Regions from separate parts of the Homo sapiens genome. Here regions 1, 2 and 4 are each linked to region 3. Evidence: chromatin loops called from intact Hi-C (ENCODE). Cell type or tissue: heart left ventricle. All regions are shown on one strand.

Region 1 (8,000 bases), 330 kb before region 3:
TGATAAAGAGCAGATTTTAACTGCCTTCATCCCACCCCCTACACACACACACACATACGGTAATTATGGGTGGTGATGGCTGTGATAATTAGATTACAGTAATCAGTACACAATGTATACATAGGTCAAATCAAGGTGTATACCCTGAATATATGCAATTTTTGTTTGTTCATTAAATATTTCAAAGTAAACTAAAACAATAAAAATCCGTGTTTCAAAACATTTTCTGCATGCTGAATACTGTTGTTATTCTTTTTTTTTTTTTTTTTTTTTGGTCTCTGTTGGTAAAAACGATGTATATCCTGATTTCTGTGTTCTTCATCTAATTTACTCCCTTGAACTTCACTTGTTTTAGGCAATGACTTTTAGGAAAATGGCCTTTACGATGCAAGCAGTAGCTTAAGCGAGCTCAGGGTGCTAAGTTGTGGTGAATAAATTTTGCACTTAAATTCCAGTTGTGGAACCAAGTATTAAAAATAAATAGGTGATTCAAAAAGCTTGCCAACACTTCATATTCTTTAATGCTACCAAAAATCATTGACAGCTACAGGATAGGGAACTGAGTTTTTTGTTTGTTTCTTTCATATTTCAATGTTTCTGACTTTATTCCCTGAAGCACTCATTAATCTGGCTTTAGTATATTCAGAAAACAACAACAACAAAAAGAATAAAGAAAAATTCTTTGTAATATCATTCTATTTTCCTGTCTGAGACTGAGAATTCCAGGAGGTAATTGAAGGATATGTGAACCCTCTATTCAGGGCCTTCAGAAAAGCCTCAAAAAGACCCCCCTCCTTGGGCAAGAAGAGACAACACTATCTGGGCAAGGGCAGCTGAGCATTGAAGTTTATCCTTTTGGCATTCCCCAACCTCATTATGATTCCACATGTTAACTTCTAGTTAACATTTTCCCACTTGAAAGCAGAATAAAAGCATAAAAAATATTCTTGGGCTTCAAATAGCTCTTGCCAAATACATTTTTAAATTTCAGTATCAGTACCTGAATGAGATAACAAACAAAAGTGGAATAACTCTCCAAAATATAAGTGAGTATATGTAGGAAAATGTGTTTCTTGTATTTTTATTTCAACATAAAATCACAGAATTTGACAACAAGAAGTTACTTTAAAAATTACCTGGTTCAGGCCAGGTGCAGTGGCTAATGCCTGTAATTTCAGCACTTTGGGAGGCCGAAGTGAGCAGATCACTTGAGGTCAGGAGTTCGAGATCAGCCTGGCCAACACTGCGAAACCCCATCTCTGCTAAAAATACAAAAATTAGCTGGGTGTGGTGGCAGGTGCCTGTAATCCCAGCTACTTGGGAGGCTGAGGCACAAGAATCACTTGAACCCGGGAGGCGGAGGTTGTAGTGAGCCGAGATTGCACCATTGCACTCCAGCCTGGGCAACAAGAGCAAAACTCCATCTCAAAAAAAAAAAAAAAACAAAAAACAACCTGGTTCAACTCTCTCATGTTATCTGTAAAGAAACTGAATTACAGATAAGTTAAGCAAAACATGCCAAGCCCCACAGCTACTTCATTCATTAATTTGTGTCCATTCATTCATTCATTCATTCACTTTACTCACTCACTTATCCCTTTAAAGAACACTTAAGGACAGCCCCTCTGTGCTCGCAGAGCTAGGTGTGGTATGCAGTGATGAGATGAACGAGATGGTCATGGTTCCTTGCAGTTTGGTGGGCTAAACTAGTCTAACTGTTTGATGATCTGAAACTTGAAATCAGACAGCTGTAAATGAAGACAGACTCCAGTGAGTGCTACAACAGAGGTACAAACTAAAAATTGATACTGAAGTCTGGACAAAAGAAAATGGGTGTGCTCTAAGATATGGAAATTCAGAAAGACCAGCTGGGGTTTTGAATGAGTTAATCTAGGATTCAACGTGGAAAGGAGAGTACACTGGGAGAGAAAGTTGGTAGGTGAAGAGTCCATTGTCTTGATAAGATTCTGTGCTTTCCGTTTTAAATACTGGGGAGTGACAGAAGATTTACTTCTAAAGACAACGAGGAGGAGAAAAAAGTTGTATCTTATTTTTGCCTAATTGTCCGCTGGGGCTGAAGGGGACACCATGCTCCTTGAAATCCCTTTTGATTACCTTTAATTCATCAGTTCGCTGCCACGAAATTGGAGCACCCTCAAAAGATTTCCACAAGGTTAGCTTGCTTACAGGAGATCAACCCTGACGTAAAACTCAGTCACTTCTTTGGTTTACATAGAAAAATAAATCATTCATTTCAAGTCTTTGAGTTTAGCAGGTTATCTGAATACCTTTTGGTGAAACGGGGGGGTGGAGATGGGTGGGGGGTATTTACCTATTTACCATTACCCTTTTCCTCTTTAATCTTTCAACTCCACCTCATCTCTCACCTACTCCCTCCTGGCTAGTCCTTGACCTCTAAATTCTCTTCTCTTTATCATGTAGAACTGTTTCTTTGCTGAAGTACAGTCATACACCTCATAATGACATTTCTATCAATGACAGAACGCATATATGACTGTTCCCATAAAATTATAATACTGTACTTTTACTGTAATTTTTTTAATGTTCAGGTATCTCTAGACTCACAAATACTTACCATTGTGTTACAATTGCCAACAGTATTCAGAACAGTAACCTGCTGTACAGGTTTGTAGCCGAGAAGCAATGGGCTACAGCATATGGCCTAGGTGTGTAGTAGGCTATGAGGATTAGTAATGTTGTTCATTTCTTCATATGTCTGTGGGCCACTTGTATGTGTTTTTTGAGAAGTGTCTGTTCATATCCTTTGCCCTCTTTTTATTGGGGTTGTTTTTTCTTGTTGAGGTGTTGCAGTTTCTTATAGATGTGTGTAAGCGCACTCTATGTTTGCAGAATGACAAAATCACCTAATGACTCAATTCTCAGGATGCATTCCTGTCTATAAGCAACACGCGATTGCACTGACACCAACCTAGACCGGGAAAGGGAGTGTGGGACGGTGCTTGAGAGCCCAGCTCCAATCCCAGCTCTGCTCCTATTGATTGTGTAAATTATGCAACCACTAGGAGGCTCCATATCCTTGCCCATAAAATGGGGAAAACAACAGTACCTATCTCAGGATTTTTGGAAGGGTTTAAACACATACAGCTTACAAAGTCTAAAACACAGGAAGTGCTCAATGAATACTTTTGTTGTGTTACTGTTACTTCTCCAAACACTTATCAATGTATGTTTAAACATAATTACCTTTAAAAAATCTGTGCTATTTAAAATCTTTTAAATAACTATGTAAGTAATACACATGCACAGTTTGCCTCTTAATGAAAAATATCTGCCTTCTGCCCCACATTTTCTAAAGTGTGATTCCCTTCCCAAACTAACTTCTCTTTCTTCCAGTATACTGTTGTTTATTGATCACAAATGTGAGACATTGCTGCATTATAAAGAATGAGGTTTTTAGCACTTCAAATTATTTATGTATTATTTACAATAATTTTGGCTTTTATTTCAGATTTAAGGAGTGCATGTGCACCTGGGCTTACTGCATGACACTAAGGTTTGGGGTATGAATCTTATCACCCAGCTAGTGAGCATAAGACCTAATAGGTAGCTTTGTGAGCCCTTGGACTCCCACCTCTCTTCCTGCTCTAGCAGTCCCCAGATCTTCCCATTTTTTATGTCCATATGTACCCAATGTTTAGCTCTTACTTGTAAGTGAGAACAAGTGGTATTTGGTTTTATGTTCCTGCCTTAATTCACATAGGATAATGACCTCCAGTTGCACCCATGTTGCTGCAAAAATATAATTTCATTGTTTTTTTATGGCTGCATAGCATTCCATGGTATATATGTACCACATTTTCTTTATCCAGGGTAAACAGAAAACCTACAGAATGGGAGAAAATCTTCACAAACTCCAACATCCAACAAAGGTCTGATATTCAATATCTATAAGAAACTGCAATAACTCAACAAGAAAAAACAAATAACCCCATTAAAAAGTGGGCAAAGGATATGAACAGACACTTCTTAAAAAAACACGTACAAGTGGCCCACAAACATATGAAGAAATGATCAACATTACTAATTCTCACAGACATGCAAATCAAAACCACAATGAGATACCATCTCACATCAGTCAGAATAGCTATTATTAAAAGGCCAAAAAATAGCAGATGTCAGGGCTTGAAGGAAAGGAACACTTAGAAACTGTTGATGGGAAAAATACATTAATTCAGCCACTGTGAAAAGCAGTTTGGAGGTTTCTCAAATAATTTAAAACTACCATTCAACCCAGCAATCCCATTGCTGAGTATAAACCCAAAGGAAAATAAGTCATTCTGCCACAAAGACACATGCACTTGAATGTTCACAGCAGCACTATTCACAATATTTCCTTTACCTACAATTTGTTCTTACCGATTTAATTTTTACCATATGCGGATGGAATCACCCTAGGTGCTCATCAATGGTGGATTTGTTAAAAATTTATTTTTACTGATACATATTAGATGTACCTGTGTTTAGGGTACATGTGATAATTTGATACATTCACATAATTAAATCAAAGTAACTGAAATATCTATCACCTTCAATATTTATATTTTGTTTATGCTAGAAACATTTGAATTCTTTTCCTCTAGCGATTTTGAAGTGTAGAATTGATTAATGTTAACTCTAGTCACCCTACTGATCTATTGAACACCAGGTCTTATTTCTTCTATCTAAGTGATCTAAGTGTATAATTTTACTTATTAATCAGCCTTTTATATTCCCCCACTCCACCTTTATTTATTTATTTATTTTGAGACAGGGTCTGACTCTGTTGCCCAGGCTGGAGTGCTGTGGTATAATCTTGGCTCACTGCAGCCTCAACTTCCTGGGCTCAGGTGGTCCTCCCACCTTAGCCTCCTCAGTAGCTGGGACTACAGGTGCCACCAACACACCAGGCTAATTTTTGTATATTTTGTAGAGACAGGGTTTTGCTATGTTGTCCAGGCTGGTTTTGAACTCCTGGGCCCAAGCAATCCTCCACCTCGGCCTCCCAAAGTGCTGGGATTATAGGTATGAGCCACTGCACCTGGCCACCCACTCCACTTTCTCTACCTCTTCTCAGAATTGTTATATCACAATTTTGGGCAAATGAATATTTAGTGTTTGCCTTGTTGTGATCAGGTAATTATTGTTCAGTAGGGACTACATTGTATATTGTAATATTTCCTTTACCTAAAACTTGTTTTTATTGATTTAATTTTTGCCTTATGCAGCAGATTGACTTATTGTTCATTCAATATTCATTCTTTTCTATATCCATAGGAAAAAATCTACTTTTCTGCCCCTTAACTTTGAGTTTGGCTGCATGACTTGCTTTGGCTAAGGGGATGTTAATCAATGAAATGCAAGCAAGAATTTGAAATATGCCTGTGTGGTGGACTTGTCCTCTTTGTGCTTATGCCTGCCATTGCCCTGATAAGAACGTGCTCTGAGGCTAGACCACTGGTTCAAGTGGGGTTGAAAGACACACAGAACACCCAGATCCAGAAACGCCTGCCTAGCCTAGGTAAGCTGCTCCCCTGACCCCACTGTAAAACAACCTGAAGACCCAGGTGAAGTACACTGCTGTCTACTGCTATTATTAGAACTCAATGGTTGATTCTTGTCTTAGTCTGTTCAGGCTGCTATAACACAATACCTTACACTGGAAAATATTTAAATAAAACAAATATATTTCTCAGAGTTCTGAAGGTTGGGAAGTCCAAAATCAGGACACTGGCAGATTTCCTGTCTGGCGAGGGCCTGGTCCTCATAAATGCCTTCTTGCTTCATCCTCACCTACTCACCTAGCAGCTCCCTTAGGCCTCTTTTGTACTGGCACAAATCCTATTGATGAGAGTTCAGCCTTCATGACCTAATCAACCCCCAAACGCCCCACCTTCTATCTCCACTGCCCTGGAGATCATTTTGACATATGAATTTTGGAGTGACACAAACATTTAGACCATACCAATTCTAGCCCAACAAAAGCGAGCTCCAATAAGTATTTTTCTCTATTTTCTGTTTCAATATAATAAAAGGTGGTGTGGATTTGAAGATTATGAGAGCCAAAAATGTAAAATTTAATTGAAGTATTGGAAGATAAAGTCAAGGGGGATTTTCCAGAAAGAACAAAAAGAAAAAAAAAAGAGGAAATAATAAAAAATCTAAAGCCCAATTCAAGAAATCCAACATCCAATCTATTTTCTACTGGCAATGGTAGAGTTAGAACATTGGAAATAGAGGGGACAGAATGAATAAAACATAAGAAAATATTTCAGATCTGAAAAGTTTTGCTTAAAAGAGCTCACAAAATAGGCCAATGCTAATTCTTAGCATCATGAAATTCTAGAATACCAGGGATAAAGAGAGGATTATCATGGCTTCCAGTTTAAACAACAGCCACACAAACAAACAAAAAGAATCAGAACAATATAACACTGTTCAATAGCAGTGCTGGAAGCCAAAAGACATCAGAGCAATATCATTGAATTTTGAGTAAAATAATTTTTTTTGCAACCTGGAAGTCTATACGAGTCAACCTATCAATCAAAAGTGAGGGTTAGAATGAGACTCTTTTCAAATAAGCAATACCTAAAGCTGTCTCCCATCCACACTTTTTAAGAATGATAAACATTCTAGATATTTCTTTATTTGTGGAGAGGTTACTTTTTTCCCTAAAACTTTTTCTCTTTCTTTCTTTGGAGTCTTGATGTTTTGTTTTATTCCTTTTATGTTAGAGAGTTTAAAAACTCTGTCCTTTGTTATACATTTATATTTAAGAATGATGAACAGATTTGAGGCCCCTGAGTGGTGCTTGTTAACTAATGGATTTCTCTCTAGGTTGATTGGAAGGGACCCAGTCATATCCTTAGAAGACTTCTTACTATAGTCTGTATAGTAAGAGCTAATCTGTTCAGGCTGCCATACAAAATATAATATATTAGATGAGCGGCTTAAGCAATAGAAATTTATTTTCTCATTGTTGTGGAGGCTAGATGTCCTAGATCAGGGTGCCTGCTGACTTGATTCCTGCTGAAGGCTCTCTTTCTGACTCGTAGACAGCCATCTTCTTGCTGTGTTATCACCTGGTGGAAAGAGAGCTCTTATCTCTCTTCCCCCTGGTGTCTCTTCTTCTTTTCATAAGGGCAATCTCCCTATAAAATCAGGACCCCATTCTCATAACCTCATTTAACCTTTATCACCACCCAAAGCCCCTATCTCTGTACTTGATCTTAGACAAAAAGCTGAGAAGCAATAGGCCCTATTTCCAAATACAGTCATGCTGAGATTAGGGCTTTAGCATATTAATTTCACAGGAATGCAAGCATTCAGTCTACAATGTATAGGTTGTACTTCCTGCAACAAATCTGTTTGTCCAGAGAGGAATTCTTTAATTTATTGCCTGGGCATGTGTGTTAAAATCTGGCTTACAGCATTCTTGGATCTTGGTGGTACACAGGGGCTGGGGGGAGTGTCTTAGTGGATAGATTTTCACTTAAACTCATTTTTCAGGCCTATAATTTCCCCTACCTTTCTCTGGATGCTGGCCAGCATTACTATGGAATAAACCTTTAGTCCCTCTGATTTATTGAAAAACTACTGGTTGAGTCCTGGTTATGTGCCTGCTACTTCACTAAGTCTAAAACCTATTTTCAAATTATTAGTTATTTCCTGGATTTTTAGATGTGAAATGACTTGGCATTTCCCTCTGAAGTCTTGTAATGTATTTAGCATTCTTATCTGTGCTACAATACATTTGGTTTCCATTTTCTGAAAATTTCACATCTCTCATCCATTGTCCCATTTTCTTTGTCCTTTGTGGTTTTATACATTGTTTGTTCTACTTTAAGTGTGGTTTCAGGAGGGAACAGAGATAAATTAATGTATTTAATCACCTATGTTTAGTGCATTGCTTCAAACATTTCTTTCCATCAAAGACAAGATTTCTTCAGAATGTAATTCTGGTGCCAGCTCTTAAGCTAATA
Region 2 (8,000 bases), 270 kb after region 3:
AGGATGTTAATATGTTGAGACTATAAGCCACATTGAATTGGTTAATATTGTTATAACAATGGGAACTCCTCTCGTATGATGTGAGCTTCAAATGTAACCTTGTTATGAAAGGGAAACTACATGAAGGAGCACGTCATGGTATTGTTTGTAACTGCAGTTACTAAACTGCAGTTTAGTGCAGGACTGACCCATGTGCAAAAGACTCAAGTTATTCAGAAGAAAGGAAATAACATATTTGAAAGGTAAATAATATATTAGGAAAAGTGAAGTCTTTAGATGGTTAATAAAGACAATGAAAAGGGGGAATATGAATAGGCTGCCTTCTAAGGTCATTGATGAACGACGGTCCCAGACTGGGCGAACTCCTCAGACATTAAAGGAGCTATGGCATAGCAACCCAATTTATCCTAGCCTTAATGAATCAAAGAAATCTGAAGGAAATGTGCAAATAAATCCACAATTCCTTTAAAACCAGATGGTATAAAGTGAAGAAAAAGGCTTCAGTTCTGAGGGGCCATGACCAAGGTCTTGGCAAAATCCCCCACTGGGAACTTAGGGCCTTCACATTTGTGGGGGTTAAATTGTCTAAAGCTGATGGAAGAACTTTATTGTGTTTGTTAAACAATGGTGCACAAGGTACTATGATGAATAAACCATTTAATAAAAATTAAATATCAATATGATTATGTCATGGAATTATAGCAGTATTACTGTAAAAAATTTAAAAGCAAAGTTATGAGCCTATATGAAAATTTGTGAAAAGAAGTTATGTGTGACAGTTGCATCACCACTTGCTGAATATCTTATTTGTATGGATGTAAAATTTGAATGAGATTTCTTCCCTTATCCAAGCTGTTATGAAAATGAATGTGGGTAAATCTGGTTTTTGTTCCGGTTTTTAATCGCACATGCTAGAAGAGAACTACCTAAAAGAACTCAACTGGTTCATTTGAAACATCTGGGATTAGCAAGAGATTTCAGTCCTAATTGCAGATATATGAAGTGCAGTTGAACTAGTGTCTACAAAGTCTGTGTTTAGTATTCTCACATGAAAACTGGAAGAAAACTGGTGGGTCTTAGAGGTTAACAGTGTATTATATAGGCTTCTACAAAGTGGTGCCTTCGATAGCATCTGCTGTGCCAGATGGGAATTAACAATTCAAACCATATAACAAGCTAAAGAAAGTGATCTATTCAGCTAATTCTTTCTTTACAATTACTATTTTGGAGAAAAGTCAGCACCAGTTTCCCTTAAGTAGGATGAACACCACGTTTACTATTATTCCACAAGGATATTTAGAATTTTTTGCTTAGTGTACAGTTTAGTGAGAAGACTTAGATTCAATGCAATTGAAAAGCACTGTCAATCATTATATTGATGATATAATCAATATGTGATATAATGTTTGGATCTAAAATCAATCTAAAACTGAACAACTGTTCTGTATAATTATATAACTATCATTGGGGGTGAATGAAGAATCCTCCTAAAAAATAAAAAATAAAAACTACAAGTGTCAGCACAAAGAAGAAATTCCTAAGAATAGCTTGACTGGAGCCACTAGTGACTTCCATCAAAACAAACAAAATTAAATTGTTTTACTTGCTAGGTCAAAAATTCAAATAAGAGTTTAGCTGCCATACTAAAATTTCTGACATTTAAGGATTCTGCTAGCCTCTATTTAGAAAGTCACACAGAAAAAAAAAAAAATGAATTACATAGCGTTCTGAATAGCAACAGTCTTTATTGGAACTCTGAAAAGTCATTGCTCACTCAAGCACATTGAGGGCTTAAAATACCCATGCTCAGATGACATTAACAGTGTTGGCACTTACTGCTCACTGGCATGTATCACCTGTCAGTGACCACTGGGATTTTAAACTATTAAGGTGCCTAAAACGTCTACCAGTTATATTCTCTTCAAGAGATAGTTTTGGCTTATTATTGACTGAAATTGCATTTACTACATAAGCAAAAAAATTTTTGAAGCTTTAAATATTGAGGGCAATTGATACAGTTTGGCTCTTGTCACTACCCAAATCTTATTTTGAATTGTAGCTCCCATATTTCCCACATGTACTGGAAGGGACCCGTTGGGAGGTAATTGAATCATGGGGGTGGGTCTTTCCCATGCTTTTTTTGTGATAGTGAATAAATCTTGTAAGATATGATGGCTTTATAAATGAGAGTTCCCCTGCACATGTACTCTTGCCAGCAACTATGTAAGACATATCTTGCTTCCTCTTCACCCTCTGCCATGATTGTCAGGCCTCCCCAGCCATGTGGAACTGCAAGTCCGTTAAACCTCTTTCCTTTATAAATTACCCTATCTCAGGTATGTCTTTATTAGCAGTGTGAGAACAGACTAATAGAGCAATAAAAAAGTTTTTTTCCCATGTACAGGACAGAGAACTCAGAAATAAGCCTGCACACCTACAACTATCTGATCTTTGACAAACCTTGACAAAAACAAGCAATGGGGATAGGTTTCCGTATTTAATACATGGTGCTGGGAGAACTGACTAGCCATATGCAGAAGACTAAAACTGGACCCCTTCCTTATATCGTATACAAAAATTAACTCAAGATGGATTCAAGACTTAAATGTAAAACCCAAAACTATAAAAACCCTGGAAGACAAACCAGACAATACCATTCTGGACATAGGAATGGGCAAAGATTTCATGATCAGATGCCAAAAGCAATTGCAACCTAAGCAGAAATTGACAAATGGGATCTAATTAAAACAAACAGCTTCTGCACAGCAAAGAAAACTACCAACAGAGTGAACAGACCACCTAAAAAACGGGAAATTTTTGCAAACTATGTATCTAACAAAGGACAAAAATTCAGCATCTATAAGGAACTTAAACAAATTTACAAGAAAAAAAATGAACAACCCCATTACAAAGTAGGCAAAGGAATGTAAATATACCCAAAGGAATGTAAATCATTCTATTATAAAGACACATGCACATGTATGTTCATTGCAGCACTATACACAACAGCAAAGATATGGAATCAACCTAAATGCTCAGCAGTGATAGATGGGATAAAGACAATGTGGTACATATATGCCAATGGAATAATATGCAGCTATAAAGAAGACTGAGATCATGTCCTTCGCAGGAACATTGATGGAGCTGGAGGTCATTATCCTTAGCAAACTAATGCAGGAATAGAAAACAAAATACCACATGTTCTCACTTGTAAGTGGGAGCAAAATGATAAGAACACATGGACAATACACACTGAGACCTATCAAAGGGTGGCAGGTGGGAAGAGGGAGAGGATCAGGAACAATAACTAATAGATACTAGGCTTAATACCTGGGCGATGAAATAATCTGTACAACAAACCCCCACAACACAAGTTTATCTATATAACAAACCTTCACATGTACCCCTGAACTTAGAAAAAAAAAGTTAAAAACAAAGGTTTTTCTTCATTAAATGGGAAGAGTAAAATATGGACCATGTAACAGAGGTAACCATATGAGATATCCATTGCATACATGAATAGTAACTGTGCTTTTAAGGGATGCCTTTAATCCTTCTGATTTACCTAATCCTACAAGTGAGTGGGAACCCACATTTGGCCAATTACTGGAGGATGAAAAAAAAGAGTTAGCATGGTTTTCTGATGGTAGCTCATGGATAGAGGGTCAACATTTTAGTTGGAAGTCAGCTGTATTACAACTGATTTATGGCTATATTCTGACTGAAAAAGGAAAAGATAAATTTAAGCAGTATGAGGTACTAAGAACACTAAGGGTATTGGAAGAACTAGATAGTGAGAAGAAGAAGAAACAGAAGGAGAAGGAGGAGGAGGAGGAAGAAGAGGAAGAGGAGAGCCTGAAGAGGAAGATGTAGTTAAGAATTATGCTGATTACTGGGACATAGCCAAAGGACTAGTAATACGTTCTGAAAAAAAGCCTTATATAATTAGATAATAAGAAAACCTCATGTGATGTACTATGTTTTGAAAAGCATTATGAACATGCAAAAGGAGAGTTAAAGAAGATAATATGTTATGCTTGTCAGAAAAACCTTCCCAAATTTGAAGGAGAACTGGAACCAACAAGTGGGTGCCATCATCCATTCTTCGGAAAGGATCACGGAGTGACATCAAAGACTGAAGGGTGATGTGATGTGGGCTTGCATACCCAGAGAATCCAGACCTGCGCCTAGGTAGTAAGTGAATTACATTGGCTTTATGCCTGTGGAGGGGTGCAGATGGGTTTTTACTGGGATAGATATTTATTCTGAATTTAGATTTGCATCCCCTCTAATGGTGACAAATGTTTTAAACATGATCAAACTAAAGCAGAAAATATCGTTCCTTTTGAACCTCCAGGTTAGATATCATCTGATTAAGAAATTCATTTTCCTGCACATGCCAGGATGTATATAATATTTTGTTGTCCAAAGCAAGTATACAGTGAATTTATCATCTGCTTCATCACTCACAAAGTGCCCACTTACCATATTGCAGGGCTGACAAAGGATAAAGAGTCGTTTGCACAATTTCAATAACACGTAATGAAACAATATGCCTGGTATTACAAGTGAGTCTTGTGTGAATATATATTGAAGAGTCCTGTGCATTCTTTCAATAACCAGAAAAGACACAAGTAAAACGGATAATAAGTGGAATTTCCAGGATTTGAAACTAAACTTTTTATAATTCAGAGCAATTAACCACTACCAGATGTACTTCTAAACTGAAATGTGCATATCAGTAGAAAGGAATTTACTACTGATCCTTAGATACACTTCTAAACTGAAATGTGCGTATCAGTAGAAAGGAATGCTGATCCTTCACTGAGAACAGATATGGTGGCTGGAAAGATAGAGTATAAGCACCTGAGAACCTGGAATGAGGAGAGGTCCTCTGAATGGGAGAAAGGCACAGATCAGAAAGATAATAAATAGAACTTATGTGTATCCCATGGTTTCCCTTAGAGCTGCCTTGTTTTGAGTCATGGCAGAACCCTATTTTAATATTGATTCATTTCAGTGGTTGGAACCTACTTTTAAAATGCCCTATTCTGTATTTATTAGATTTTTTGGGCTATAATTTTATTAGATATTCATGAGTTAGATATTCATGATGTTTTAAAATCAGAAAAGGCAATTTTTAACTCCTTTATAAATTTTTGAAATCTATGATAGTGGAAATGAAAAAGAATTACTTTAATATAGAATTCAAACAGGTTTTAGAACAAAATGTCTCAGGATTGTATTAGAGGTAACTAAAAACTGTGCCCACCCACATTCATCACATTTGAGCCATCCCTGAATTTTAGCCTCATAGTTTTTCAATGGGAGATTTTTAAAAAAGTAATTGATATAATATTGTTGAATTATGAGGTCATTATATAATGAGGCATTATATAATAACAGAGAAAATTATTATCATAAATCATGAAACTATAGCAGACTTTGGATTTATATAGTGCAAACAAAAAACTTTGAGTCTGTTTTTCAGAAGCCCAACTACAAAGACATTTTTAAATGGAAAATATTATTTTCTATCCATGTGGCCTTATATGGATTTATTTTGACATTGGACACCTCTTTTATTTGGCATTAGATACTTTTAAAAAATGTACAATTATTGCATAGCTACTATGTGTTAGGTGCTAATCCAACTTGAATATATGTTTTATACCTTTGCCTCATCTAATCCTTATAAAATCTCTTCGAGTTGGATATTATTTGAGATTTTAGGTGTGAGTGGGGTCTGGTAGGGTTGACAAAAAGAGTGTTGATGAATGTATTGGGATTTAAAAGTGAGGAAAAAAAACAACCAAGATTACTTGTGGCATTTTTTAAAATTAGGTGCAAAATTGCTTCATTTGTTAGGCTACTAAATAAAACACACGTGTAAATTGCATTTTCAACTTGTATATGTCATGTAGCTATGACATAAAACTATATGTTTACCTCTGTGTTATATAATTCCCTACTTGGAGCTTTCAATTAATTTATTACCCAACATTTCTTTCTTGTCAGTGTTCCATATTGACCTATTCAAAATGGATTGATCGATGTCCTTCTTTTTTTTTATAATGAGTCCCTGAGCCAAAAATCAGATAAGCTCTGTAAAGTTCGCTGCTTCTACAGACTATGACTTTTCTTGCTGAAAAGGCAAAGAATGCAAGGGCCTTCCTCCAAGGTCTTTGGCTCTCATGTGATAAACCTTGATAAACTAAAGGGCACAAGAGGTGAGAAGCATTGTGTTTACTTTCTGGGCCATCGGCTTGTCGGTGCTGTTATGGAAAGCATTCAGACTCTCTTGTGTTGGGCTATTGGGCTGCTGTTAAAAATATACACATAGTGAATAATGCCAAAACACAAGCAAAACTGAAAGGACTGACAGCTATAATATGAATCCTTTTTAGCATTTCCCACAGGAAAACTTTTCAGGTGGAGGGTGGTGATGGCTCTTTCCGTGCTGGCTATTTTGTTCTGTCAGGATTCATAAGATGTTGAATTAATTAACATTTGAAAGTACATTTTTACTCTCAGGAAGAACTTTAACCATGCGGTTTTAACAACTACTCAATGTTAACCTTTTATTAAAATGCTGTCCTAGATTCGGGTTTTGAACTGAAAAGTGGTTTAAGGACTCAGGTACAAGGAATGCTACTCCAGGAGGAAGAGTCCAAGAAAGGAGACTTTGACCTTCTAAAAAACTCTGCATTTTTCAGCTGCATACTAGAAGTCTACCAGGTTGGCATAAGACTCTTGTCTTCGTGATAAAAAAAATACTTGGCATCAGTTTTCCATGTGATTGATTAAGTACATAGTATTTATTTGTGTGGTGTTCTATGCAAAGTTAGAAACTCATGCTGCTCTGGGAATAGGCTCTTATTTTGACCAATGCCATAAGCAGTCTGTAGGAAGAGCTAAGAGGTGAAATGATAAAGGCCGAATGTAAAAGCTTAGAAGATTTTCACCAATGACAAATGCTGCTCCAAAGAGTCGAAAACTAGCTGTCAGAAAACCTCTCCTGATACTGAACCAAAGTTTACTTCCTCATAACTCCCACAACAGGTATTAGTTCACCTGCCAGGACCACAGATGACTAATCTAGTCTTTCCACATGACAGTTTTTCAAATATTTGAAGGCAAAACTTCTATCTCCCATGATCCTTCTCTTAAGGGAAAATACCTCCACATCCCTTAAGAATTAAAAAAAGGTCTTCAGAGAACATGATTTTGAATTCCCTCACCATCCCATCCATCCTCTTCTGGATAATTTATTTATAAATTTCTTCAACTGTTTTGGTTTCAGAATAGAGGTCAATGTTGCTGGCTTAATCTTATTTCTCTACTGCAGATGTGTTCCTTTAAACAAGAGGTTTAGTTTACTTAAAACTGAAATTCATTCCTGAAAGTGGTACCATACAGTGGCAACATGCAGTCTCATGAATGGTGAGAGTCCTTTGAAAGTCTTTCACATGAGCTTCATGCTCACTGGCTCAGGTATGCTCGCATGTACCCCACCAGTGGGAAGGAATTTGGGCATTCATTCATGTCCATTCCCCGCAAACACACACTTAAACATGTTGCAATCAGAATAAGACTGGATTCCACAAGGAAGGTGTAGTTAATACACAATATGCAGAGTTAATACTCTTCTCTACACCCTCCCTTGCTCTCTCTCCTTGCTTATGTCCTCCCCCTTTTCTCCTTTGTCCATCACATCCTGGCCATGGGATTTCCTCCTTATTTTACTATTTGCCTTATTGTGACTCATTACCACCACTTCATAACTGACAGAAGCATCCAGACATTTCATCTCCCAGGATTCAGAAGTTGAGGCTGAATAGTTGGCTATTATCTTGAAAATGTTGACACCTATTATCTTAAATCCTGATGTTGTTCGACATAATTATTGTGTGTGATTAAAAATAACACATCAGTGCTTTCTTTTTTTTTTTTTTTTTACTCTTTACTGGTGTTCTTAGTTTTTCCAAACCAATATGGTT
Region 3 (8,000 bases):
CATGCGGCTCAGTGGACGAGCAGGTGAAACTAGTCTCATCACTTAAGCACAGTAGGCAAAAAGCCAGAAAATTGGCTTAAAAGTGGTTTAGAGACAAGGGACAGGGCAGACCTCTAAAGCCGTTCTGCTGCAGTCCAGGAGTGCCTCATATGTAAGTCCTAATAAACTCACCTACTCACTAGCTTGGTCTTGTCCGAATCAACTGTTGGTCTCTTGGCTCCCTATCAGTTTGGAGACTATTTTTTTTTTTTTTTCATGCGATTCCAGGTTTTTCTCATCATAAGAAATAAATCATGATTTGGTTAAATTTTATGGCCACAATTTCCTTTATATAATGCTCTCATCTTAAAATAGTGAACATTTGCTCATTTCCTTTCTTTGCCTAAAATAGTATGTAGTTATTGGTATTTTTAATCCTAAATTACATACAATCACTGAAAAGGAAAAATATTAATACCTTAAATTCTCATTATTTTAGGAGCTAATGATTGTGCTACCCCTGACAAAAAGGCAAAAAATAAAATAATGGTGGCAAAAATTATAGCCAGTGAAGACTAACAAAGCATAACATAAAGGGCTTAACGCACAGATATTAAAACAGTGTTCCTTTTTACCTTTGAAATCAGCTACAAGCAGTCTTCATTTGAGAGAGTTTTTCAAGGTTAAGGACAGTCATTGCCATTTCTAACAGGTTGCTCAGATGTTGAGTAATTTCAGCTTTATTTCCCACAGCCACTTTCAATTTTCTCACTAGAAGTAACAAATGGGTTCTTTGTAGTGAAGGAAAGCCAAGCCCAGGGCAATGGGACAGGAAGATCAAGTTTAAGGAGGCTGCCAGTGCCACATGGCTGTTTCCACCATATGAACTCTCAAACTGCACGGTGCTATTATTGGCCACATTTCCAAATTCTTTCTGCATGCTCAACTTCTTCCTGGACCCTGCATGTTTCATCCAGCCAAATTCCCAAATTCTTGCTTCCCATTAAATTTCTCCTACAAAAACGTTGTTTTTGCCACTTCTTACAAGGCGTGGTGGCTGAAAAACAGGCCTAGAGCCAGGATGCCTGGATTTAAACCTTAGTTCAGCTACTTACCTGGAAAGGCTGTCAGCCCTCTACATCTCAGTTTTCTCATTCCTCAGTTAATACTGGCAGCATCCTCATAGGTCTTATAGAGGTTATTCAATGAGTAAATACACGTGAAGTTCTTTGAGTAGTGCCTGGCACATCATGAGCACCACATAAGCATGTGTTTTTGCTAAATACACTTATTCTTGTGCATTTTATGCCCATATTTCACCCTCTTCCTTTATTAATTTTTTCTAGTACTCCTTGTAAAAATCTTCTATTTCTTCTACCTTCTGACAGAATGTTTCTCCATGGTTTTGCTGTAACTGAAAGCTCTCTTTTCTTAGCTAACACAACTTCCAACCCACATCCTAAATAGGCTTTGTGATATTAATCAATATTAGAGAAATCTAGGATCTACAGTAGTGTTATGAAAATTTGAGCAGAAATGCCTTAAGGCTGAGCATGGATTGTCCATTGTGCCATTATTCCTACCATTGAATTCTGCATAGTAGAGCATCTCTGTAGAACTTAAGTTTGCTTCCACCGATCGGTTCTTCCAAATTCAGAGTCATTATTCAAGTGGTTTCCAGTGAGTTATAAGCAACATCCCTTTAGAAAGACCCTTTCTCATTTGGGCTCTGTTCCTGCCAAGGATCCTCAGGAATTAGACTGGTGGGTCCTCGGTATATTTTATCAGTTCATCTTTTCCTAATTGAGCACAAGGATATGGGAGAGAAGTAACAAAACAGCATATCTTTTTTTCTTACTTAAAAAGAGTTGAGGCATTTTGTTCGGCATACTGAGTAGAACCAACTTGAAGGATATATTAATTCATACTTCTTTTACATTCAAATTAATGTCTCAAGCCACTCTCCTTCCAGCTCACAGGCAATCCAGTATTTCTACTTTGGAGCCTCCAAGAATTAATCGAGAATTATGGATGCTTGCTAAGTGTTTATAGAGAACATTGCTTCTCTTGTGTTGGTGCAGACATTTTAAAACTCAGAGTTATTATTTCATTAAGATTGGAAACCCCATAACTGCCTCTGAAACATCTACTTTAGAAGTGGTTGCTTTTTTTTTAAATCGCTACCATAAAGGAAGGCCTCAGGGATTCTCTGCTCATAGTGATACCAGTTTTGGAGAAGTCGACTCTTGATAGAAATAGTTGTACAGCTTATGTGCCGGGGATCGAGTCTACTGCCCCACTGCCACCAGTGTTAGTGTAAATCTCAAGCTAACCTCTCCATGTCATGTTCAGGTTGAGGTTACTCTATGATTGTGATCATAAATCTTCAGGCTTGGGTTACACTCGTAGGCTCTTGTCACTGCAAAGCATTGTGTATCTGGGTATAAAAAGATTTTTTTCTTCAGTCACACTGTGTACCATACTCAGCCCTCTACCAGCATTGGTCCATACCCCTCTTCATATGGGGGAAACATATTTAGGTTGTTTCTTAAATTGTGCCAACCAGGTTACCACAGTCCCTTCACGTGTGAGGTTATATTTAGAGTCTTTCTTACTTTTTTATTAGAAATAATGCTGGAATGAACATCTTTTTACATATATATTGCATATTTGCCCGATTATTATGTTAGAATAAAATTTTAGAACCCCTATGATTGAAGCAAAGATTAAATATTTCTAAAGACTGTGGCACATATTTCCAAAGGACTTTTAGATTTGTTGTATATTTCGCCCTTTTGCCAATGTGTTGGAAGAAACATAATTTACACCAACTCATTAATTGCATCTTAAAAGCCTCTTGCAGTTTTCAAAGAAAGCCTTTGCACATGCTTTAATTTTCATATCAGTCTTGTGAAGCTGTCAATATTATTTCCATCTTACCTATAATAACAATGAAACAGCAGATTTAACTAACATGATTAAGATCAAACAGGTAATACTTGGCTGAGGCGCTATTTGAATTTGAATAATATGGAATACCTTTGTGTATTTATTCATCCTCTTTTTCTGTATGCATTTGTTGAGCACCAGTAATGTGTCAGGCACTGTGCAGGGAGCGGGGTGTGTGCCACTTAGGTGGAAGGTAAGCTCTCTGACACCACAGAACTTACATTTTAGGAGGAATGAAGACATTAACAATATTTGCATATTTATAAATAAGAAATATTGAGACTGTGATAAGTACATATTGGAGGTATCTGAGAAAATATAATGGGGAGATTGTAACCTAGTGAGAGCAGTCAGCAAGGCACAAGAAACATGGCATGCCAAAGGGACTACAGAACACCACTATAGCCAGAGGTAGAGAGTGAGAAGCTGCATGGCATGAGATGAAGCTGGAGAAGTAGAGACCAGGCTGTGCAGAGCTCACTGGCCCCACGCTTCCCCATTTCTCAGTGCTGGAGAATCAGTTTTGTTTGTTTCAATTTTCTTGGCACAATACTTACATAAAATAAGGTAAATAATACGTCACTAAAAACCAAACAAATTTTAAAGTACATAAAATACAAGCTCCAAGTATATGTTTAGTTTATAGACATAAAACTACTCTGTGAAATCACTATCAAAATGTCTAGACGCTTGCTCTTGGTTTCTGTTCTGATCTCCCTGCAGAGCATTAACAGTCCAGGAAACCAGGCTGCAGAAGGCACATCAGGCAGCACGGCTCTAGGCCACGACTATGGCTAAGAGCAATAAAAGGAAGCACCTGGTTAAAATTATCGGGAGTGTGTTTTGAGATGATCACTCTGGCTGCCAGGGGGAGAAAAGTGGATTTGGGTGGATGAATTAGGAAGTGAATTCATAGGACAGAGAGTGATGATGATAGCGTGTGCCAATGTTGTAGGTGAGATTTCAAAAATAGCCCCCTAAGATAGCCCACCCTAATCTTTAGAATCTATGAATATTAGATATTGTACCACTGATTATGTTATGTTATACGCACAGTTGACCTTAAGGTAGGAAAATTAGCTGGATGTGTCTGGCTCTAATCACTTGAGTCCTGAAAATTGCTTAGAGAGCTTTCTCCAGCTGGTTGTGGGAGGAGAAGTCAGAGAGATTGCGAGCAGAAGAAAAATTCACTGCACCATTGCTGACTTGAAGTTTGAGGGTACTCCGTGATGAAGAATGTGCACAGGTGGCCTCAAGAAGCAAGGAGCAGTCCTCCGCTGACAGCCAGCAAGGAAATGGGGACTTTGATGCTAAAACTGCAAGAAGCTAAATTCTAGCAATAACAGGAATGATCTTGTAAAGGGACTCCAAGCTCCAGATGACAATGCAGCTGGCTGACACTTTGATTTCAGCCTGAGCAGAGAACCTAGCCACACCCTGCTAAACTTCTAATCTTCAGCACTGTGACCTAATATTATGGGTGTTGTTTTAAGCGGCTGAGTTTGTGTTGATTTGTTATACAGCAATAGAAAACCAATACAGCCAGAATGGTGCCAATGGAGATTATAAAGAAGAGGATAGATGGATTTTGGCAATAATTTAGTAAGTAAAATTCATGTGAGATAGTGATTTGATATAAGAGATAAAGAAGAAGTGTTGAAGATGACTCCTAAATGTCTGGTTTATATGACTAGATGGACGATGGTTCCATTTACTGAGATGATAGAACATACCAGAAGAGGATCAAGTTAAAAGGGAAAAAAGATTATGATTTAATTTTTTTTTGGCCTGATTTGTTTTGAAGTGACTGTGATCCATCTGAGAAGAGCTGTCAGCTGTCAGCCAAGCGGTTATATTTATAGACCTAGAACTCAACAAGAGGTATGGGCTAGGAATGAAAATGTGTGAGTTATCTGTATAGAAGTGCTGATTAGAGCCCTGGGTGAGGTTAACACAGAGTAAGTAGAAAGTGCATTTAGCACAGAGCATGAGGCTGTAAATACCTCAGAGAAGAGGAAAAGCCTGGAAAGATAGGGATTCCTGAGAAGTTGGGGCAAAGCCAGGGGAGTGTTAGATCAAGGAACTTGGATTAGTTCCTAATGCTGCTGTAACAAATTACTACCAATTCGGTGCTCTAACAAAACATAAGTTTATTATCTCCCAGTTCTGACAGTCAAAAATCTGGCACAGATCTCACCAAGTAAAATCACATTGGTAGGCTGCATTTCTTTCTAGAAGCGCTAGGTAGAACTGATTCCTTTGCTTTCTCCAGCTTCTACAGGCTACTGGCATTCTTGGCTCAAGGCCTCTTCCTCCATCTTCAAAGCCAGCAACATCAGGTCAAGTTCTTTTCATCCTTCCATCTCTCTGCTTCTTTCTCCTGCACCTCCTTCTTCCACTTTTGAGGCCCTTTGTCATTACATTGGGCCCTCCTGGATAATACAAGATTTTAAGATCATCTGATTAGCAAACTTAATTTTATGTTATCTTAACTCCCCTTTTCCATATAACATAACATAGTCACAGGTCCTAGGGACTAGGACGTGGACATCTTTTGTCGTCATAACTCTGCTTACTACAGAGGCTAAGGATTTATCTACACAATGTGTAATATAATAATCTTGAAGAGAGCTGGTTGTATGAATGGTAAAGGCAGAAGTAATAAATAGTTCAGCAGGTATAGAGTGCAGTGGGAGTGAAGTCAGAATGGAGTGACTATGAAAAACCTTGACAAGTTCAGCTATGAATGAATAAAAGAAAGTAGAGTAAAGAAAAGGAATAAAAGGAAGTAGCTATGGGTGGTTTAGGATCTGGGAAGAATTATTTTATGGGAAGTGATTAACATGTTTAGTAGCCAATGTGAAAGATTCAGTTGAGAGAAGATCTATGCAAAAGAGAGAACAGATACTCATTTGCTTAAACTTCCCCATAAGACAGGTAGGGGCTAAGCATAAGCCTGTGTTTCCCTCTGTTATAAATAGAAGATATGAAGACAGATAGGTATACAGATAGATACATTTATACGCTTATTAGCAAAAATCTGAAAAGTTCACTTTTTATGTCTTCTTTTCCCACTCTAAATGCCTATCAGAAAAAGAAAATTGGGTTTACAAACTAGGAACACAATCATTAAAAATAAACATAGCATATGATATGGTTTGGCTCAGTGTCCCCACTCAAATCTCATCTTGAGTTGTAATCCCCATAATCCCCACATGTCGAGGGAGGGATCTGGTGGGAGGTAATTGGATCATGGGGACAGTTTCCCCCATGCTGTTCTGATGATAGTGAGTGAGTTCTCACAAGATCTGATGGTTTTATAAGTGTTTGACAGTTCTTTCTTTACATGCCCTTTCTCTCCTGCCACCTTGTGAAGAAGGTGCCTGCTACCTCTTCATCTTCTACCATGATTGCAAGTTTTCTGAGGCCTCCCCAGCCATGTGGAACTGTGAACCAATTAAACCTCTTTTCTTTATAAATTACCCAGCCTCAGGTATTTCTTCATAGCAGTGTGAAAATGGACTAATACAGCATATATTATAATAATCATGTTTCCCCAGTGGATGAAAAATTCTGCCTGCTAAGTGAAAATGTTGACCTCACCCTGCACATAAAGGAGATAGCTCCCTAGTGAGGCCACATTTTATGTCCCATCTAGGTTTATTGGATACTTTATAGTATTTGGGAAACATAAACCATTTCCCACTAATGCTATCATCTTAAAACACTTTGGAGTTTTGACTGAATAACTGACTAAACAGCAGTTTGTTAGATGAATGATGTAACCAAGCAATTTTTAATGGACTCTCAGAAGATTTTGAGGAAAAGAAAATGTGCTGCCAATGGAAACAGACATGGATGTGGAATGAAGAAATTTATATTTTCACATCTCTGGCTCAATTCCTTACTAAACTAGGGTCGAAGTCCCTATTAAGACCTACAGTGCGAGGCAATCAGTGAATATTTTGCATTTGGAAAGTCTAAGGCAGCAGGTAGCAGATGCTAACCTTTTGTGCTTAGTACATAGGACAGGTATTGTATGTATACCAATTGGAGGAGACATCACTCAGTAGTAGGCCCTAGTCAGGGTTGACAGATAAAATACAGGACTTCCAGTCAAATTGAAACTGCCGTTAAAGAACAAAATTTTTTTAGCATAAGTATGTTGCAAATATTGCATAAAACATATGTATACTAAAAAATGTGTTGTTTATCTGAAATTCAAATTCAAATTTAAGTGGGTTTCCTCTGTTTGTACTTGTTAAATATCTTCTATCTGTCTATGCAAGAATATTTTGTACAAAGATGAATCTGGATTCATGGGCTGAAAAATAATATTTGAGACACTTTCAGACATGACAAGTCTGATCATATTGTTTGAAATCCAAAATGCCAGTGTTTCTGGGATATTTCACCAGGTCATGGGGATAATCAACACTATGTTTACAGTTTAAATAGGGTTCAAACAGTCATTCTAGGAAATGGCTTATGGTCACTACATGTATTTGGGCCATGGATTTCCTTGAGGTCTTTCCTGTAAAGATATTAGGACTAATTTTCAATGAGTTTTTTGTTTTGGTATAATATACAATATTGCAGAAAGATAGGCTATGTATTTAGTATGTTATCAACCCATCAATGAACAGCCGCAATAAAAGTGAACTTAACATAAACCAAATCTTTTTAGGACAGCCTCCTTTTCCAGTTATATTAAGAAGCCAGCAGAAAGTTAAAAGAGTTGACACCAAGCCCTATGACCAGCTTGAATTTCAATTCCTTAAACTCTGTTAGTACTTATTCATTCATATGTCCAACAAATATTAATGAATGATTACACTGAAACAAGCAGGGAAAATTTTATATTGCGAAGGACGGGAAGAAAGTGCTTAGATTAAAATGCAGAAAGGAGGTCAGTGTGGCTAGAGCAGAGTGGGGGTTGGGGATCATGACAGAAGATGAATGGAGAGAAGTCCACTGGAAAGACCCACAGGGCTTTGTACGTCAGGCTAAGGAGCTCAGTTTTATTCTTACCTTGTTGGGAAACCTTCAGGTTGCTATAAACATCACATTGT
Region 4 (8,000 bases), 50 kb before region 3:
ATTCTCATGGCATTTGACTAATTTAAAGAAATTTCAGGTGGATCAAAATCAAAATACAAAAAAAATCCAATATGCATTGGAAGAAATCAGAAGAAATGTTTTTCTTAAAATATTTGCCTGAATTAAATCCAACATGTATTATAAATAAATCAAATTTATTTTTAAAATGTTTTCTTAAATACAAAATATACTAGAAGAAAAGATGAGAAATTGTTTTTCAAATTTTAGGTTGATTACATCACTAAAATGACAAGCCACACAAAAACATGTTTATAAGTCTGAATCTTGAAAAATAAAACATTCTAAATGTTCAGGATGAGTATTTAAAAGGTCAAACAACAAATTATAAATGTACAAAACAATTGCAACATATATGGAAAACAATGGCCAAATTTTATAATATAAAAAGTTCTGACAGTTAACTTTTTTTAAGTACAGTAAAGTCTTTACAGACTTTATGTTTCAGGAAATTAGTATCCTACTCAGCATTGATTTTACTCTGTTTAAAGTCACAATGAATTAAAATAAGTCTTAGAAAAATAGTATTGAGAAAAATAAAATGAGGCTCAGTTTAAATTATCAAAGGAATATGGGATATTTAATCATCACTTAAATAATTTAGATATACTCACTTTTTAATTTACTTATTTGTTGTCCTAGATGTTTTATTTCTTATGTTGAATTATTGTATTTCCAAACAGAAGCTAATATTTAAACAGTATTACTACCAATTACATTTTAAATGGACTAATGTTGCATGGGCAAGTTTATCAAAGCACTTTAACATATATGGAGATTTTTCCATGTGTAAGAATCAAAAATGAATACGAAAATGTATGTTGAAATGTAAAGTCAAATATTTGCAAGATGCTCAAATTTGTCAATCCATTTATTTGTACATTCAATAAGTATTTATTATATAGTCTTAGAATGTGCTGGGCATTATGCTACATAATAAACCTATGCAAAAATATGTTATCAGTGTACATGAGACTAGAAAATTGAGGTTTTCTGAGAGGGGATGGGATGCTTAAATACAACCGCTTCTTACTTGTGCTGAGCTGTGCCAGATGTTGCCTCAGACCCAGGCAAGAGCGGGGATTGGGGCTGGGGACTGGGGAGATCATGGCTTATAAAGAAGGCCAGGGGTGTAGATGGGAAGAAACCAGAGGAAGGTGGAGCAGGGCTTCTTGGAGAGAGACTTGCCCAGTGCTTATTGACTTGGTTCTACCCTCGCCATTTTTAAGCCAGATGGATGGATTACAAGATCACTGAATTTTATAATTAAGAAGGCTCTCAATCTTATTACCCCTCATTCTGCACAACTAAAAGAGTTTTATGTCTTTCTCCTACTCTTAGGGTCAGTGTAGACTGCTCACCTGCCTGCAGGCAGCATCTAGGAATTTCCTGCTTGCTGCAGATAGTTTTTTTAATCTTTATAACCAGAAAGATCAATTCATAGCCACAGCTAAGATCCTCTAGGTTTTCTATTTCTTGGTTTCCTTGTTTGGGTGATTTCAAGGCATTTGGGCTCTATTGATTTAACATTCTTCAAAAAAACTAAGAAAACAGAAAGAATGAGTAAGAAGAGAAAGGAATTATTGTGTGTTTTTCTTTTCACAGTTGTTATTTTATCACAAAAGGTAGCACATACTTCTCAGCCATTCTGACCCCATCTCTGGTGTCTCAGTCTGGATGGTGATGGGTACTCAAACTCCTGAATTGAATGATGGTACTCAGAAAGCATGAGAACCTGGAAGAGACAAAGACAGAAGGTGAAAGTATTGGTTATCATAGCACTCTTTCTTTTTTTCTCCCTAACAAACCCAACACACTTTTTGTAAAGTCACCATTAATCTATTTTTATCAAGTTCCTGTCAATGTAGTCTTAACTGTTTGGGGACACAGTACTTACTATACAAATGTAAGTCCAATGTTTTGAATGTTTCATGGATTTATTATTAAGAGAATTAAGAATCATGAAAGCCTCAAATCAAGAAGATCATGGCAGATGGAAGGTAGGACTAGATTGCAGCTCCCACTCAGATGGACAGAGCAGTGTGTGGAGTCTTGCATCATGAACTTTTGCTCCAGAACTACTGCAGGAATAAATCAGAAAAGCCAAGAGAAGCCATGGACCCTCTGAAGGAAGTGGATTGCTCTTGCAGGACCCAGGAGATACCCCAAATACTGTGAGCCCAAACTGTGGAAGTGGAAAGGGAGATCATCCACCCCCAAACACATACCCTCACTGGAGAACCTGAAAGTCTAGATCACAGGAGAAGATTCTGAACTTACCTGGAACTGAGTCAGTTTAGACAGACGAGGGAAATACAGGGGTAGAAGAAGCAGCAGGAAAAGACCTGTGGTTTCTCTGGGTCTCCTAGGAAGCCATTTTTGCCTTGCCCCTCAAGGGTCCTTGCAGAAGGCTGCAAGAGGTACTGGGAAAAGATCACAGGGTGAAGGAAACCTCCAGCTGAACTTTGTAACAATTTTAACTGAACAAGAAGTCTCTTGGCCAGAACTTAGGGGAGGGTGTGAATCCAGTGTGCAGACTCCACAGGTGGGGAAGAACAAAGCCCCACTCGCTTTCACAGCTGGGATGCTGGCTAGCCTGGGGCAAGTTCTCAGCCCTGCTCGTCCACTGCCTGGAAGCAGACTCGGTGCTGTTGGTTGGGGGCATGCATGGTGGGAGCAAGCCTCTTTGTGACTGGCTTGTTGAGAAGTTTAATTTTATAAGTGAAAAGCAGAAAAACAATGGGTCCTCTGGTCAAGGCCTAGCTTCCCATTCCGCCTCCCTTATTGAACTATATGTGAATGAATAACCTGTGTGGTACAACTGTTCAAACACCAGGGCATTTCCTTCATCACCTACTTATTAGGTTTCATGCTTCCCAGATGACAAACCCAAACAAACTCATTGCAATTCTATTAAATTGTATTGAAACTATTTTTTTCCTAGATCTTCAAATATGAAAAGCCACAACTTTACATAGTTTTCACATATAAAAATACATACACACATACATACAAAGAAATTTACACACCAAGTGACCAGAGACTGAGCACTGTGTGGGAAGGTTTTACTCCTGAGCTTAGAACCAGACTCTAGGCTCTGGGGAGGAAGGTCAGGACAGGAGAAGTGAAATAGATCTTTTAAAGCCAAAATGTCACAAACTGCTCATATTAGGAAAACAAAGCCTCTTGATACTGATGATGAGTGGACCATCTTTGGGCTTGCAGTCAGAAGGGCATTGGCTGGCAGTAGATGCTCTACTGTGGTTATGTGGAGCCCACCTGGGGTCATGGTGATCAGAAGCCTCCGCTGTGTGTATCTGTGCCATGTCCAGTCAAGGTGGTTATCGGGGGAACCCGCCCCCGATAATTCTTTGTGGGTTCTTTTCTATTTTCCCTAAGTGTCAGCTGGTCTGAGAAATAAAGGGAAAGAGTCCAAAAGAGAGAAATTTTAAAGCTGGATATCTGGGTGAGACATTACATATTGGCAAGTTCCTTGATGCCCCCTAAGCCACAAAACCAACAAGTTTTTATTAGTGATTTTCAAAAGGTGAGGGAGTGTACGAATAGGGTGTGGGTCACAGAGATCACATGCTTCACAAGGTAATAAAATATCACAAGGCAAATGGAGGCAAGGTGAAATCACAGGACCGGGGTGAAATTAAAATTGCTAATGAAGTTTCGGGCATGCATTGTCATTGATAACATCTTATCAGGAGACAGGGTTTGAGAGCAGACAACCAGTCTGACCAAAATTTATTAGGCGGGAATTTCCTCATCCTAATAAGCCTGGGAGCACTACGGGAGACCTGGGCTTATTTCATCCCTTATCTACAACCGTAAAGCCAGCCCTCCCTAGAGCGGCCATTTTAGAGGCCTACCCCTAGGCAGGCATTCTCTTTCTCAGGGCTGTTCCTTGCTGAGAAAAAGAATTCATCAATATTTCTCCTACTTGCTTTTGAAAGAAGAGAAATATGGCTCTGTTCCGCCTGGCTCTCAGGCCGCCAAACCTAATGGTTATCTCCCTTGTTCCCTGAACATCGCTGTTATCCTGTTCTTTTTTCAAGGTGCCCAGATTTCATATTGTTTAAACAATTTGTGCAATTAATGCAATCATGACAGGGTCCTGAGGCGACATTCATCTTAAGCTTACGAAGATGATGGGATTAAGAGATTAAAGTAAAGACAGGCATAGGAAATCATGAGTATTGATTAGGGAAGGGATAAATGCCCATGAAATCTTCACAATTTATGTTCAGAGATTGCAGTAAAGACAGGCGTAAGAAATTATAAAAGTATTAATTTGGGGAACTAATAAATGTCCATGAAATCTTCACAATTTATGTTCTTCTGCCATGGCTTCAGCCGGTCCCTCCGTTCGGGGTCCCCGACGTCCCGCAACAGGTGGTGGGGCCTGGTCAGGTTTACATGGGTGTCAACAGGCTAGGTGGCCAGGCCAAGTTTATGAGAGCTGATCATGTGCCAGGCACTGCTCTAAGAGGTTTATATCTATATTTGTTGATTTAATATTGGAATAGGTATGTTGATTCATCTTCATCTTACAGATGAGAAAATTGAGGGACAAAAAGGTCCAAATATTTGCTGAAGGTTCCAGTGTGGGTAAGCAGAGGGCCTGCATGTGAACCCAGGTGGCCTGGCTATAGACTCAAAGCTCATATTTACATGCTGCTTACAAATAGGAACAATGAATTCGATTTTTGACATTCATATGGCTTATTTATTTTTTACTGTATAAGGAGGAAGAAAATGAAAAATGAAAAGACTTTTCTTATTAAAGAAGGAAAGAAAGCAGTATTTCTTGATGCTTGGCTGGGAGATTTTTCTCTCTCCTTTCTTTTCCCCTGCTCCATTGCACTCCACTTACCCTCTTCTTTTTCTTTTTCTTTTTTTTTCTTAATTGTATTATCTGGGGAAAACCATGAGAGGTGATATCTTTAATTGATAAAGTTTCGGTGCCATACAGATAGACTCTCTGGTTATATTTTTAATTATTCTTACTGCAGAGATCCTTGTGAGCAGTTTAGTCCACTTCACAGTGAAATGAATGAAGAAAACCTGCACAACTGCCTGAGAGCGGACAGAGTAATTTTGAGTGTATAGACACAGCAGAGACCTGGTGACAGATGGAAGTGCTTCAGGCGCAGTTGCCATGCACATTCTTCCATCTGTCAGCACAAGTGTGTTACTATTTTGGGACTCAATTTATCCATTTGGAGAACAATTTTCAGGCTTGTTCTTAAGGTTAAAGTGAAATCTATAACTCACTGAGACTGTTTCTTTCTAATCGCTGTGTTGCTTCGCTTTTTTTATTAGAAAAAAAATTATTGGGGGATAGAGAGGTAATCATACATGGAAGACAGGATTGCTTGGATGGGATGATAAAATATTAAAATTGAACAACAATAAAAATAAAAGTAATTATTAGGAAAACCGAGGATATCATGCCTTCTGCAGGGAACGCAACACTTTAAAAATATAGTCTGATAATAATCCATGGGGAGAAAAGTCCAGACTCAAAACAAAGGTGTCCACGTTCACCACATCAAAAAGTAACTGTGAAGCTAATTCTTGAATTTAGGAGAAATGTCGAAGAATTGAATTCTTAGCCAAGTGAAATTTTCCCCCTCATGGTTAAAGAGTCTAGAGGTTAGATCAGCCATGGTCTTACTTTGTTAAGAAGAGATGAACAAAATAACATTTTGGCAGCACTCTAGTAGTCTATAAGAGTAAAGATTCGCTTTTAGATTATATAGGAAAGGGAGCTCAAAGGACACTATATCACCTGCTCCACTCAAGGTAATAGCTAAGAAACATTGCCTCATTTTTGCCTGAAGACAAACTCAGGTGTACTTCCTCTTTTGGATTAATAAAAAATAAGAAGCTGTCATTATACAAAGAAAGTAAATCTTGCATAATTAGATGTTGGATTAAGCCAGTAATAATGCTCTTAGACCAAGATGTCTTGACACTGGCGGAATGTACATTTATGACTTTCAGCAATTGGGTTATCCAAGAGAAAATGTTTCTACTTCCCATCCTCCAAGAATGCCTTATGCTTTCCCCATCCTTTCTTGTGTTCCTCTCACCAAAATTGCCCTGTCTTCTCTCTGCTGCAGAACTGTGAGAACTAAATTTCTGTTTATAAGCTACCAAGTTTATGGTATTTTGTTATGGCAGCACGAATGGCTTAAGACACAAACTAATTGCTAAAGGCAATATTAATGTTTTTAGGAGCTCTTGCCAGTCAGCTTCTAGCTTTCCCTTTTGCCATATGTACTAGATATGGGGTGTACATATTAAAGAATTGTGGAAAAATTCCTCCCCAAACCAAAGATTTGCTCACTCAAACACACATTTCAGTGCGTATGTGGACAGACTGTGTCTCTTTAAGATTGTTTAATAATGTATCAAATTTTAGTTCTATACAAAGTACTTCAAAATATATCTATTTATTATGACCTACACCTCATGAATGACATGCAATGGCTTAAGTTTTGAACATTTATTCGAGTAGAAAAAGAACAAAACAAATTTTGACTTAGACCTTTAGGATTGCAATTGACTTTAGAGGACATTTCTTTCCATCACACATAATTTGAGAATTTTCTATGATCCTGGGCAGATGAATGGCTAACTGCTCTCCGGATACTTCTTATAACAGCATGCTGACTTCTCCACAAGGAAACTAGTTCCATTATTAGTTTACAAATATTTTACTTATATTTGCTGAAAGCTTCCTCCCACTGGTTTTATTTCTGCTCTTCCAAACTTCACAAAATAATATTAGTGTATGTTCCAGGATACTGACTATTGGAAATAGATATTATTCTAAAGCCTGTCATCTGCAGCTGGGTCTTTCTAAACTGTAGCATGGTTTTTGGATGACCACACCATCTTGTTCATCTCTTTTTGTTGTTTTCTAATTTGTTAATATCCTTTCCATAGTATGGTGACTGAAACATGAAAAAATGTCCCAAGCACTGGATCATTCCATTATTCATGTTCTTCTCTCTAATTTTACCACCATAAGGCTTTCCCCCTTCATGGCCATTTTTAATATTTTCTATTTGTATTAATTTTTAGCTATTAAACTATGATATATTACTTTTTTGTTTGGAATTTGCTGAGCTTCTTGAATTTGTATGTTGTTCTTATCAGATTTTGGAAATTTTCAGACATTAGTTCTTCAAATGTTGCTTTTACTCAATCTCTCCTTTTTTTGGGAGGCTCCAGTTACACACATGTTGGGCCTTTTAATTGCTGCTATCATCGTGTGTTGGGGTGTGATACGCTTTTCAGGAAAAGGCAGTCATTTTTGTGTCTGTAGGGAATGGTCGCTCATTGTTTACACCTGAGTGTCTCCTTATATTTTTGCCCTCAGTTAAAGGCAACTACCTCTTTGACATTTATATTTTCTTCCCAGCAACAAGTGCATCTAATACCCGGTTAATTTTGGAAAACAGAAGCCCAGCCCCCTGCCTCAAGTATGGGCATCCCTGAAGAGCCAACTCAGCTTCAGAGCACACTCTGGGACTGCCTGAAGCCTCTGTTGCTACCACATTATAGTTATTTATTCTTCAATCGAATCTTACCTCTATTACCTTGCAGTTGTTTTTCAAAAGAGCAGTGTTCAATAGAACACTCACATGGAAAGGTGACACATTTCTTGCGATGGGTTCTCATATATCTCTTACATTCTGCTCATTACTATTATTATTATTACTGTTGTTTAGTTGGGTTATTTTCTATTCACCTGTCTCAAGTTCAAAAATTGATATTTTCTGCTGTTCAGTTTTCTATTACAAACGTTCAAAAAGTTCTTAATTTCAGATATTGTATGTTGCAATTCCAAAATGTCCATTTAATTCTGTTTTACAAAATCTGGTTCTATTTGAAAATTTTCACCTTTTTTATTTTTCTTCTTTTTGATTAGCATATTGATTATAACTATTTTTAAATCTTTG

What was found. A loop is a pair of places that touch in the nucleus more often than their neighbours do. Peaks named below come from ENCODE experiments on the same cell type or tissue, not always from the same donor. Only the 100,000 strongest peaks of a DNase experiment are listed, where the experiment ranks them.
Region 1: a loop joins it to region 3, with 6 times the contacts of the local background. A loop is called at or near these places in 3 of 110 quality-filtered maps.
Region 2: a loop joins it to region 3, with 6 times the contacts of the local background. A loop is called at or near these places in 7 of 110 quality-filtered maps.
Region 4: a loop joins it to region 3, with 2.7 times the contacts of the local background. A loop is called at or near these places in 3 of 110 quality-filtered maps.

What each region holds. Positions count from the first base shown.
Region 1 is chr2:228,046,040-228,054,039 of GRCh38, forward strand. All of the region lies in intron 3 of SPHKAP (SPHK1 interactor, AKAP domain containing), which reads right to left. Among named protein-coding and RNA genes, the nearest start is that of SPHKAP, 130 kb to the right of the region's middle. In heart left ventricle, a CTCF peak has its summit at 3,034 (motif pointing right); no DNase peak of the experiment used is centred here.
Region 2 is chr2:228,647,842-228,655,841 of GRCh38, forward strand. No RefSeq gene overlaps it. Among named protein-coding and RNA genes, the nearest start is that of LINC01807, 40 kb to the left of the region's middle. RefSeq lists an enhancer at 4,220-4,389. In heart left ventricle, no CTCF peak of the experiment used is centred here; no DNase peak of the experiment used is centred here; H3K27ac peaks cover 2,236 bases.
Region 3 is chr2:228,374,055-228,382,054 of GRCh38, forward strand. No RefSeq gene overlaps it. Among named protein-coding and RNA genes, the nearest start is that of SPHKAP, 200 kb to the left of the region's middle. In heart left ventricle, no CTCF peak of the experiment used is centred here; no DNase peak of the experiment used is centred here; H3K27ac peaks cover 2,727 bases.
Region 4 is chr2:228,324,317-228,332,316 of GRCh38, forward strand. No RefSeq gene overlaps it. Among named protein-coding and RNA genes, the nearest start is that of SPHKAP, 150 kb to the left of the region's middle. In heart left ventricle, no CTCF peak of the experiment used is centred here; no DNase peak of the experiment used is centred here; H3K27ac peaks cover 1,481 bases.